2 separate regions of the Mus musculus genome follow, and region 2 is linked to region 1. A link is a loop called in an ENCODE intact Hi-C map of the cell type or tissue named here. Cell type or tissue: gastrocnemius. All regions are shown on one strand. Links, peaks and the distances in the headings refer to the core of each region. The heading gives the core; the rest is flanking DNA. Region 1 overlaps Ptpn3 (protein tyrosine phosphatase, non-receptor type 3). Region 2 overlaps Epb41l4b (erythrocyte membrane protein band 4.1 like 4b).

Region 1 (5,370 bases), core at 125-5,124:
AGGTGGATCTCTGAGAGTTTGAGGCCAGCCTGGTCTACATATCGAATTCCAGGCCAGCAGGGGATAGATATACAGTGAGACTGTGAATGAATGAATGAATGAATGAATGAATAAATAAATAAATAAAGTGGGGGAAGAGAAATACAAAGAGGACAAACTAGACCAGGAAAACATGACAGAGAGCCCCACTGTCACTATTTGGCTCTATCTTCCAGGTACTGCCTTCTAGCCAAGCTCTCAAGACTGCTCTGCCCACCACCAGGATTTCTCTCAGGGACTGCTATGGTAGTCTATCAGTCCTCTTCCCCTCTGGCTACTTCAGACTGAGTGACCCTTGAGTCACGCCATGTCAGGCTGCAAGTCAGAGCTCTCTACGTTACCCCGTGTAGAAGCCAGCATGCCCGGGCTCCAGCTGGCCTCTCACCCCATCCCTGCTTGGAACCTCTCCGACTTCACTTATCTCTGGCTCTCTCCCCCCAGGGCTCAGGCCGTTCGTTCCCCGGGAACTGGCCTTTCACCATGTGGGTCTCAAGGCTTGTCAGGCTCAATGGCAGGCACCATCACTCCCTGAGCTATCTGCCCTTCTCCTTCTTGATAACAATAAGTGTTAACTCATCTTCAGAAGAGCAGAACATGGCCTTAGAGACAGGTCAAGAAGAGAGCCAGGCAGAGGGGAGGAAGGCTGGGAAAGGAGTCTCTGCTAATCACCGCCATTGTCTGCACCCCTGGGTCCTGTGTGCCGCTGAGAACATTCTCACATCCACTGTATGGGGCAGCTCCCCTGGCCATGGTTTAGAAGAACTAAAAATTGTCTTTTGCCTGAACCGAGATGACTAATAGTGGTGAGGAGACAGAGACAGAAACAGGGGGGTTGGAGGAGGGAAGGAGAGAAAGGGAGAGGAAGGGAAGGGGGGAGGTGACTGGGTAAAACCCCACAAGGGTGGTAGTACAAGTCTTTAACGCTAACTCTTAGCAAGCAGATGCAGACAGGCCTCTGTGATTTCTAGGGCAGCGTAGTCTTTATAGCGAGTTCAGGCCAGCCTGGACTACATAGTGAGTCCCTGTGGAAGGAGAAGGTAGGGTAGGGTAACAGTAGCAGCTACAGCAGGGGTCTGTCAGTTTTCATTAAGGTTTAAGTGCTATGGCCTTTTCTGGTCACCCCTCCCCAATTTTGTTTGTTTATTTGAGGCCCAGGCTGGCCTCGAACTTCTGCTGCTCTGGAGTCTACCTTCCGAGTGCCGAATCACAGGCCTTTATCATCACATCCAGCCCGGCTCCTCTATCACCATTCTCTTTCTCGGCACATAAAACTGGGGCACAGGTGACTTGGAGTTGACGCCATCAGGACTGAGAGACACAAGAAGTCCCTGGGCATGGGTGGTGGCTGGGTGCGGAGCCAGCCGAGGCAGCTGCCGTCCTTGCCTCTCATAGCTGCTTACATGAAGATCTGAGATCAAGGGCTCGGAGCAGGAGCCAGGCAGGACCTTTAGGATTCCTGCCACCCACGAGGCTGACCATCTCACAGAGCACAGCTGAGTGCCCAGTGCTATGCCAGGACACCCGGCCTGTCCTCATGGGGCTCACACTTTAGCAGGACACTTATATCCTAGGTTGCTTTTTTTTCTTTTAATGCTATTTTTAAAAACACAAAGTCACGTGGCTCAAATAAATCACGTACAGGACATAGTCATCCAAGGGCCAGCTCTGCCTAGGGGACTATTCGGGGAGGGGAACAACATCCCAGAGCCATCAACCTTAGAAGATGCCAACAGATTCACATCCCTAAGAAGAGACAGAAGCACAGCTCCCATGGCCAGCCCCATCTCACCGTGCCAGTTCTGAAATTTCAAGCTTTCCTTGTTAGCTAACAACCTCTTTTTTGTTTTGTAAACCAAGAACTGATTTAGGCAGAAAGAAAAAAAAATTATGGAGAACTTACGTTAACTTTAAAGGTCTGTACCAAGCCATCTAAAAACCGTATGCTGCAGATGACCTCGGATCGAGTTTTCTCTTTGGGCAATTCAGAGGTTCGGGTATTGTTAATTCTTCCACCCAACGCACGTAACCGGGAGGTCATAACGGCCGCCGAGTAACCTGCAAGATGAAGACACCTGTCAGTGCTTTCCAGGCAGGCAATCAGGCCTTACACAGCCCCTCGCAGGACGGCCTGGCTCCTCACAGCATCAGCTGCAGAACCTGTAGGTAGAGCAGGGTAACAAAACCATCTTTGCATTTCATTTTTGACTTTTGAGGTGTGCTAAGCTGGTGTTTCTCAACCTGTGGCCTCTTTGGGGAGGGTGTCAAACACACCTGTTCCCAGGGGTCACCTAAGTCCACTGGAAAACATAGAGATTTACATTACGATTCACAACTGTAGCAAAATGAATAGTTTTGAGGTAGCGATGAAGATAATTTCATGGTTTGGGGTCATCACGACATGAGGAACTGTATACATGGGTCAGTCACAGCATTAGGAAGATTGAGAACCACTGCTAAGCAGAATCTGTTGCTCAAAGATGCAATGCCACGTTAGGTCAAGGAAATACATACGTGGCTTATTTATCTGTTTGCCCTGTTATCTCTAAGGTAGTACCTTCTAATTTCCCAGAGGAAAATTCCTACCTTAGGTTGTTGTTGGTGGTGGTGGTTTTTTTTTTTTTTTTTTTTTTTTGGTTTTTTGAGACAGGGTTTCTCTGTATAGCCCTGGCTGTCCTGGAACTTACTTTGTAGACCAGGCTGGCCTCGAACTCAGAAATCTCAAAGGCTGGCTCTGCCCACCCCCCCACCCCCCGAGTGCTGGGATTAAAGGCGTGCGCCACCTCGCTCTACCTTAGGTATTTTTAAGTTTTGCAAAACTAAGCATGAAAGAAATATGTAAAACACACAAAAGCTGGTTAATAAGTTATGCTATATTAAAATTAAGAACTATTTCTTTGTAAAAAAATTTTTTTTAAAGATTTATCATATTTTGCCTGAAGAGATGGCTCAGCAGTTAGGAGCAGATACAGCTCTTGCAGAGGACCAAAGTTCTAGCTAGTCCCAGCACCTACATCAGGCAGCTCATGGCTACTTGTTAGCGTCAGCTCCGGTGGAATCAATACCCTGCCCTCTTCCGGCCGCTGAGGAAAATGCACATACACAGACACACTGAAAATAAAGGTGAAGCATTTCTTTTTTTAAAAATGGGAAGAAATGAGGTTCTTAGGCAATCGCTTGTCAAAGAAATGCAAAGTAGAGCCACAGAACGAGGACAGACGTAAAACTGAGAACAGTGTGGAAGGGGTTCAGCTATCCGTCTCTCTGAGATGCTGCAAGGAACATAAATTGGGGCTGAAGAGATGGCTTAGCGATTAAGAGCTCTGCCTGCTCTTCCAAAGGTCCTGAGTTCAATTCCCTGCAACCACATGGTGGCTCACAACCATCTGTAATGGGATCTGATGCCCTCTGCTGGTGCGTCTGAAGACAGTGACAGTCTATTCACACACACACATATACATACATACATATATATCTTAAATTAACACAACTACTTTGGCAAACTGTTGGGGAAAATCTCTACCAAGCTGAACACACCACCACGTTCCAAGATATGACAATCTGATTCCTAGGTATGTGTCCAATGAAACAACACATTTCATTCACAAATATATACGTACAAGACTCTTCATAATACCAGCAGATGGGAAGAGATCTAAATTCCAATCGGCTGAAGGATGGGTAAATCATGGCATGCTCAGATCATGCACCTGTATGTAGCCAAGCAGAGAAATGAATCCTTGCTGTGGGCAAAGCAGGATTTTCTTTAATGTTACTTTAATGGTTACTGTTAAGAAGCCAGGCACAATTCCAGGTACTGACTAGTGGCCGCTTCTGGATGGTCCTGAATGCTTTTGTATGTGTGCAGCGATGCCTACAAGTGAAAGCCAGAGGTCAGCAGAGGTTGCTGCTGTATGGCTTCTCTCCACGTTGGTTTTTTTTGTTTTGTTTTTACATCTTAAGATTGTGTGTGCTTGTGTGTGCCTGAGGAGACTAGAGGACAACTCGCAGGAGACCGGTGGCTCCTTCTCCCACGTGAGTGGGTCCCAGGGATTGAACTCAGATTGTCAGGCAGGGCAGACGCTTCGGCCTGCTGTGCCGCCTCACCAACCCCGACCCTCCGTCTTTAGCTGGTTTTACTAGAGAGCTCAAGAGTGGGAAGGCAGAATAAAGAGATTGGCAACTGAACACAAAGGCCGCAGCAGCATCCTGTGGATGCGCTCAGGGAGAACTTGAGACTAAGCGGTTTGGAGGAGGCGCAAATGCAGATGAAGGTTGAGGGGGGCTGTGCTCCCCCTCCCCCATGCTGTGCTCCCCCTCCCCCGTGCCGTGCTCCCCCTCCCCCAGGGTGTGCTCCCCCTCCCCCATGCCGTGCTCCCCCTCCCCCATGCCGTGCTCCCTGCTTTCTGACCATTCTACACACACACACACACACACACACACACACACACACACACATACACACACACACACACCACTCCCTGGGGGAAGCCTTCCTGGGTCTCTCAGCCAATGTGTTAGACTCTCAACTGTGCTCACTGTAATTCTGCACTTAAAAGTCATGATGTGGGTTTCTAACTTCATTTCCTACTACCAGCCTAGCTCCGTGAGGTCGGGTGCTACTCTGGCTCACTGGGCCTCTGACACTCAACACTGACGGGCAATCCGTTAAGTACGTTAAATAAACCAATAAATGCATGAAGAATTAAGCATCTCCCAGTCTTCCAGGCGATGCTCAAGCTATCCATCCAAGGTCCATCTGTTCTGGGGGACCAAGGCAGAGACACCCGGAGAGACAGCACCAGATACCAAGGCAGGACCAGATGTAAAGACCTAGGCAGTGGGAAGAGAGATGTGTCGCTCACCTGTGGGAAGGAGGGCAGAGCAGACCAGAGACTGAAAAAAAAAAAAAATCAAACGTCTGGGATAGCAAGGACCACAGACTAGGTACATAGGACGACAGAAGCTGTGCTTTGAGTCCCTAGCAATAAATTCAAGGTGCTCTAGGTAAAGTTCTATAACTAGCTCGGGACAGGAAACCTCAAATATTAATAATTTTTTTCCTGGAGACTGATAGTACTAAAAAAAAAAACAGGAAAAAAGAAGAAAGCTGACACACACACACACACACACACACACACACACACACACAGAGATTTCCACCCACTCACCCACCACCTCCACCATGCCCTTTTCAATAAAAATGTCACTGGAATCAGGGATGTACTTTCTGAGTAATACAAAAAGTTATCAAGAGACAACAAATGTCTTCCCGAATGCTTTATCCCACACGCAACTGAATATGTCAGCTCTGTCGCTGGCTTCTCCTTTAAG
Region 2 (5,370 bases), core at 152-5,151, 150 kb before region 1:
TACATCGTTCACTTTGTGCTTAGTTTCACAGACACAAAATGAGTACTTTTACAGAAAGAAAGCATGCAGAGCAATGAAAGCTAAAGTGTTAGCTTTGGACACCAGGACGTTCCCTTTATCATCTAATAGCACAGAAACAATGCCTTTCTCACTCAGAACAGCTCTGAAGGACTGACTTCTGACCTTGAACTAAAGTGTGATCATCCTTCATCCAGCAGAGTGAGACACCATGATGTGTAAGGGAACAAGCCCCCACGAGGACAGCCTTGGAGGGCCATAATAAGTGGACCTAGTCCCAACAGCCAAGTTACCAAGTTACCCAGTTACCCAGGAGTGAACACTTACATGTTCAAACCTTACATCTGACAGATGGGACAAACATTATCAGTAGGTCAGTGTGCAGGCAGCTACTTTGGAGCCTTCTGAGGACAATGGCCTTTCTGTCTGTCTGTCTTTCCTCCTCCTCCTCCTCTTCTTCTTTTCTTCTCACTCCAGGCCCACCCCACCCCACCCCCACTCTTGCCAGCCCAAAGATTTATTGATTTATTATATGGAAGTACACTGTCGTTGTCTTTAGACACACCAGAAGAAGGCAGCAGATCTCATTACAGATGGTTGTGAGCCACCATGTGGTTGCTGGGATTTGAACTCAGGACCTCTGGAAGAGCAATCAGTGCTCTTAACCGCTGAGCCATCTCTCCAGTGCACCCCCACCCCTGACAATGGCCTTTCTTAAGACTGTCTTGAACAGTCTGCTGCCTAGGACAGCCAAGCAAGAGACATGCTTTGTCCTTCTGCTCCCAAAATTTGAGAACTAAACATGAGACGCTGGAAAAACAAATGCTTAGGTGCTAAGAGCTCTATCACTTTAAGAAGTGCTTGGTTTGGAGGACTCCTATTGCTCGCTCACTCTTACACACACACACACACACACACACACACACACACACACACTTTTCTCCTCCTCCTCCTCTCTCCCTTTTTCCTCTCTTCCCCTCTCTCCCTGCCTCCTTGCTCTCTCTCTGCTCACTCACTCACTCCCTCTGCCAAGCAAGAGATAAGGCAAGGGGAGGAAGCCAACCTACCACTACACAAAAGAAAGCAAAAGTACAATGAAATCAACTGGTGCCCAGGGGAGCAGTAACATGCAACTACAGCGTGGATGTCTTCTATGTCAGAGATGGGGCTTGAAACAGGGCAGCCCTGTGAATCAAGTGTGGAAGTACTTTTGTGCACACACCTCTCCCCCACCCCCAACCCCGGGAATTCTGCAACTAAATAACTGTACATCAGTAAATATGTATGTAGCACATCCCCATGGAAACCAGCCAAGAAAACTGTGAGCTGAAAAAAACAAAGTTTTGCTGGATGTAGATGTCCCCCCAAACTGTGACGGCCCATGGGCCAAACGTGAAGAGTGCTATGAGCGCTACGGAGATGACTTAGCCAGCAAAACACCCGCCCTGAAAGTACGAGTTTGGATCTCTAGAACCCATCCATGTTAAAAAGAAAAAGAGAGGGTGTAGAAGGAGGGAAGGGGAGGGGAGGATAGGGAAGGGAGGAGAGAGGCCAGGCATCCATGCCACCTTAGCAGTGGGGTGGGGGTGTGGAATGTAGATCACAGAGACAAGTGGATCCCCGAAGCTCATTAGGCAGCCTAATGAAATTGCTGAGTTTAAGATTCAGTGAAAGACCCTTTTTTAAAAAGTTAAAATAAATAAAAAGTTGGGAGAAACATTATAGGAAAGATACCAGACATAAACTGCTGGCCACACACAAACACACACACACACACACACACACACACACAGAGTGAGGCATATTAATGCCACCTCATAACCAGCACCCCCTAAGCCCAGTCCCATTAAGAACCCAGCCTTCACTCCAACCACAACTTTCAACTTCACAGTTCACCTTCACAGGATCTTCACATCTGACTGGATACCGAGTAACGCGGGGCCGGGAGGACACGGGCTTGGGTTTTGAGTCCTGACTCCTGTTCAGCTCAGGTGGAGCCTGATGTCTAAGAGTTTTCTAACCAGTAAAGACTTCTCACAATTGCGTGAAGTCTGGTGATGAATTTATCAGGGCCTTGCCCCAGTTTACCCACAAGACACACCTAGGGGTGGCAGTAGCCTCACTCTCGGTAGCATGACTATCAGCAGAGGGTGGGGATGCATTTCTTGAGGTTACGTGACTGAGCAGTGTTGACCCTTCAAAGTCTTACATAGAAGCCTTGACCTCGGAATGTCACAGTACTTGGAAACAGGGCGTTTAAAAGAGTCAGGTTAGAATAAGGCTATCATGGTGAGCCCTAACCCATCCGTGTCTATAGAGAGCAGTCAGGCTGGTAAGATGGCTCATTAAATAAAGGTGCTTACTGTCAGACATGGTGACCTGAGTTCAGTCCCAGAACCTACATGGTAGAAGGAGAGAACTTATTCCCAATGTTGTCCTCTGACCGCCAAGTTTGCCCCCCTCCCCCTGTGGTGTGCATACCACACACACATTAAACACGTGCGAAAAAAAAGAAGAAAAGAGTAGAGAACAAGACAGGACAGGACAGGACAGGGCACAGAGAGACACAAGGGATGAAGATGCTCTGAGGAAAGTCCACCAGAAGACAGGGAAAGGGCAACAGGGGTAGCCATCCCCACCCAAGAAAAGCAGTGCTACCAGCACTGTGGTCTTAGCTCCATCACCAGAATGAAGAGTGCAGACTTCCCTGTTTAATGTTCCCAGCAGGTGGCACACTGCTTCAGTCTCTCTAGCCAACTGAGGGAGGGAGGGAGGGAGGGAGGGACGGGGCTTCCAGTTAGAGAAGGTTGGCCTCTAGGTCCCAAGGCCTACAGCCAGCAGAGTCAGACTCAGACCCTGCGCCTTGTAAGTTTGCTTCATCTGTAAAATGAAGCCTGTGCTGCCAAGGGGAGTTGGGGCAAAAATGAGGAAGCACACTCAGCACTGTCCCTGCTCCATGGGGGAGCGAGAACAGTGTCCAGGACCTCTCTACCCACCCCACTGTAAGCAAGGCCCTTCACTGCATGGCAGCCCTTAGGCGCTGGTGCTGAAGACAACAGTACACACAATGCCTACCCCTTAGGTCTCTGACACTCTGTAAACAAGAATGACACCAATTGTTACACTCAGAGTAATTACACTGTGTGTGTGTGTGTGTGTGTGTGTGTGTGTGTGTGTGTGTGTAAACAGCTCTAAAGGTTAATGAAGAGAAAAGTCAAGGAAACTTTTCCTTTAATACCACCTGTATTTCCAAAAGTCCTAAGACTATAACTGGGGCATCTTTATCCATTCATCGGATGCAGGCACACATAAACGAAGCTGGTTTTAAAGATGGGTTTTAACTTTTGATCTTTCTTTTTTGGGGGCGGGGTGGTGACTCCATAATTTTGTTGTTCATGCTATTTGGGGCCTTAGGGGGTGGTTTTTGTTTTTGTTTTTAATGCAGGGGCTAGAAAGGTGGCTCAGCTGTTAAGAGCACTTGTTGCTCTTGCGGAGGACCCAGATTCAGTCCCTAGCACCTACATAGCAGCTGGCAACTTCTTGTGACTCCAGCTGTAGAGCATCCTCTACCCTCTCTGGCTTCCAAAGCCACCGGCTACACATGTGGTGTACTTCCACACAGCCAAACACATAAAATAAGAATAAATAAATAAATCTTAAAAAAAAAAGTAGCCACGTATGGTTTAATCCTTTAATCCTAGCACTCAGGAGGCAGAGGCAGGTGGATCTCTTATGAGTTCAAGGCCCATCTGGTGTACGATGTAAGTTCCAGGTCAGCCAGGGCTACAGAGGGACAGCTTGTTTCAAACAAACAAACAAACAAACCAACAACAAAAACAAAAAGAGGAGAAGTCACTGCCTGTCTGCAGGGAGGCGGGAGGAGCTAGGCATGAAGCTTAGTGTCCAGTGGCCGAGCACAGAGGAGAAGCTCATACAGGTTCACATGGAGAAAAGGAAGGTGTGGGACTCAGTCTCCCCTCAGGTTTGGGTCTGCAAGAGAGGCATCAAAATGTCTCCCCAGGCATATGGTTTGCAGTTAACGTGAGCTGCTGTGATTAAGGCCTTGGCTGTAAGTCCACCATACCAAAGTGTGCTTTGCCCAGCCATTAAGTGGGGGGAAATACAGCCCACTCACATATGCATTTTTGTGAGGGACAATGGAATGCCAAGCAGGCCAGGAACTTGAACCAGGACTATTGTGAAATGTTCCTTTAAAATAGAATGCACATGTAGGAAATTATTTACAGAACCAAACACCTAAGAACAAATATAGTAACTGCCCAGGTTGGTCATAAACTAACCTCAACTTCCACTAGCTGGGGCAGAACACACCTGGAAAGGCACGAGTCCCCAAGGCTCTGGCACCAAACCAGACTTGAACCAGTCCCAATCCCATGCCTTCTAAGAAACTTAGAGTGTGCAAAGGAAGGGGAACATCGATAACAGGGTTGTCACACATTCTGAGCAACTTCTAATGGATGCTGCAGAGACCAAAAATTGATCACCAAGGGATGGGACGGGCTCACCACTCTGAGGCAAGGCAGAGTACATATCACGTTTTCCCAGTGTTTGATGAAAATCTAGAAATACAAATTTTTATATAAAATGGTTAGTATTGTTTTAAGACCTTGCTTAGACCTTTAGTTGCCTTAAAAAAAAAAAAGACTCAAGTGTGACATCCATAGAAAATGGACAGGTCCAGTTAAGGCACTCCCCAGTGTAGACAGCCTGGGAAGCCACCCTCTAGGACTTTCCCCAGTTTAACTTCGACCTGCTGGAGGCTTCCTTGTGCCTCTTCACAGGTTTCGTCCCTTCCTTCCTTCCTTCCTTCCCTCAGCACCACAGATTTATTGTGTCTGCTTTGAAGCCCATACCTAGAGAATCACAGGGTGTTTATCTTTCACTGGAGTGCAAGTGCGGGGAGAGCACCCTGGACTCCCAGCCCGGCCTGCATCCGTGAACAAAGGCACAGGTGGCACTTTACAATTGCAGAAGGAAGAGAAATGAGATCCAGTGAATTCCCCCTTTGTGTGCTCACCCACAGAAGAGAAAGACCTGGGACAGAGAACAGGGAGGAGATAAGGAGACTCGACGATGGGTGGCTCAGCGGTCAAAGTCGGCGGAAGGGAGGGTCTGTTTCCTGATAACAGGGATGGGCAAAAGACTGGCCAGTGCCAGAGGACAGTGGGAGAAGCCAAGGTTCTCAGTGCCCAGGAAAGCAGGAAACAAGCAAACGCAGATGACAGCCAGGAAGACTCGGAACAGCAGACAGGTTTCCAGGAAGGCGGGGTCAACAGAGGACTGGAGAGGCTGTTTATTTTACAGCTCCCCACCGGCTTTTCCGTGTTTGTC

The links. Hi-C counts contacts between places; a loop is a spot of excess contacts. Peaks named below come from ENCODE experiments on the same cell type or tissue, not always from the same donor. Only the 100,000 strongest peaks of a DNase experiment are listed, where the experiment ranks them.
Region 2: it touches region 1 in a loop (4-fold over the local background); 2 of 42 quality-filtered maps call a loop at or near these places.

Annotation. Positions count from the first base shown.
Region 1 is chr4:57,268,084-57,273,453 of GRCm38, forward strand. It overlaps Ptpn3 (protein tyrosine phosphatase, non-receptor type 3), which reads right to left. Exons shown (of 26, transcript NM_001384115.1): 2 at 1,940-2,094. The coding sequence starts at 2,077. Among named protein-coding and RNA genes, the nearest start is that of Gm12536, 29 kb to the right of the region's middle. In gastrocnemius, for the core only: a CTCF peak has its summit at 3,124 (motif pointing left); a DNase peak (open chromatin) is centred at 3,104; H3K27ac peaks cover 2,326 bases.
Region 2 is chr4:57,118,005-57,123,374 of GRCm38, forward strand. All of the region lies in intron 1 of Epb41l4b (erythrocyte membrane protein band 4.1 like 4b), which reads right to left. Among named protein-coding and RNA genes, the nearest start is that of Epb41l4b, 22 kb to the right of the region's middle. In gastrocnemius, for the core only: a CTCF peak has its summit at 2,720 (motif pointing right); a DNase peak (open chromatin) is centred at 2,882.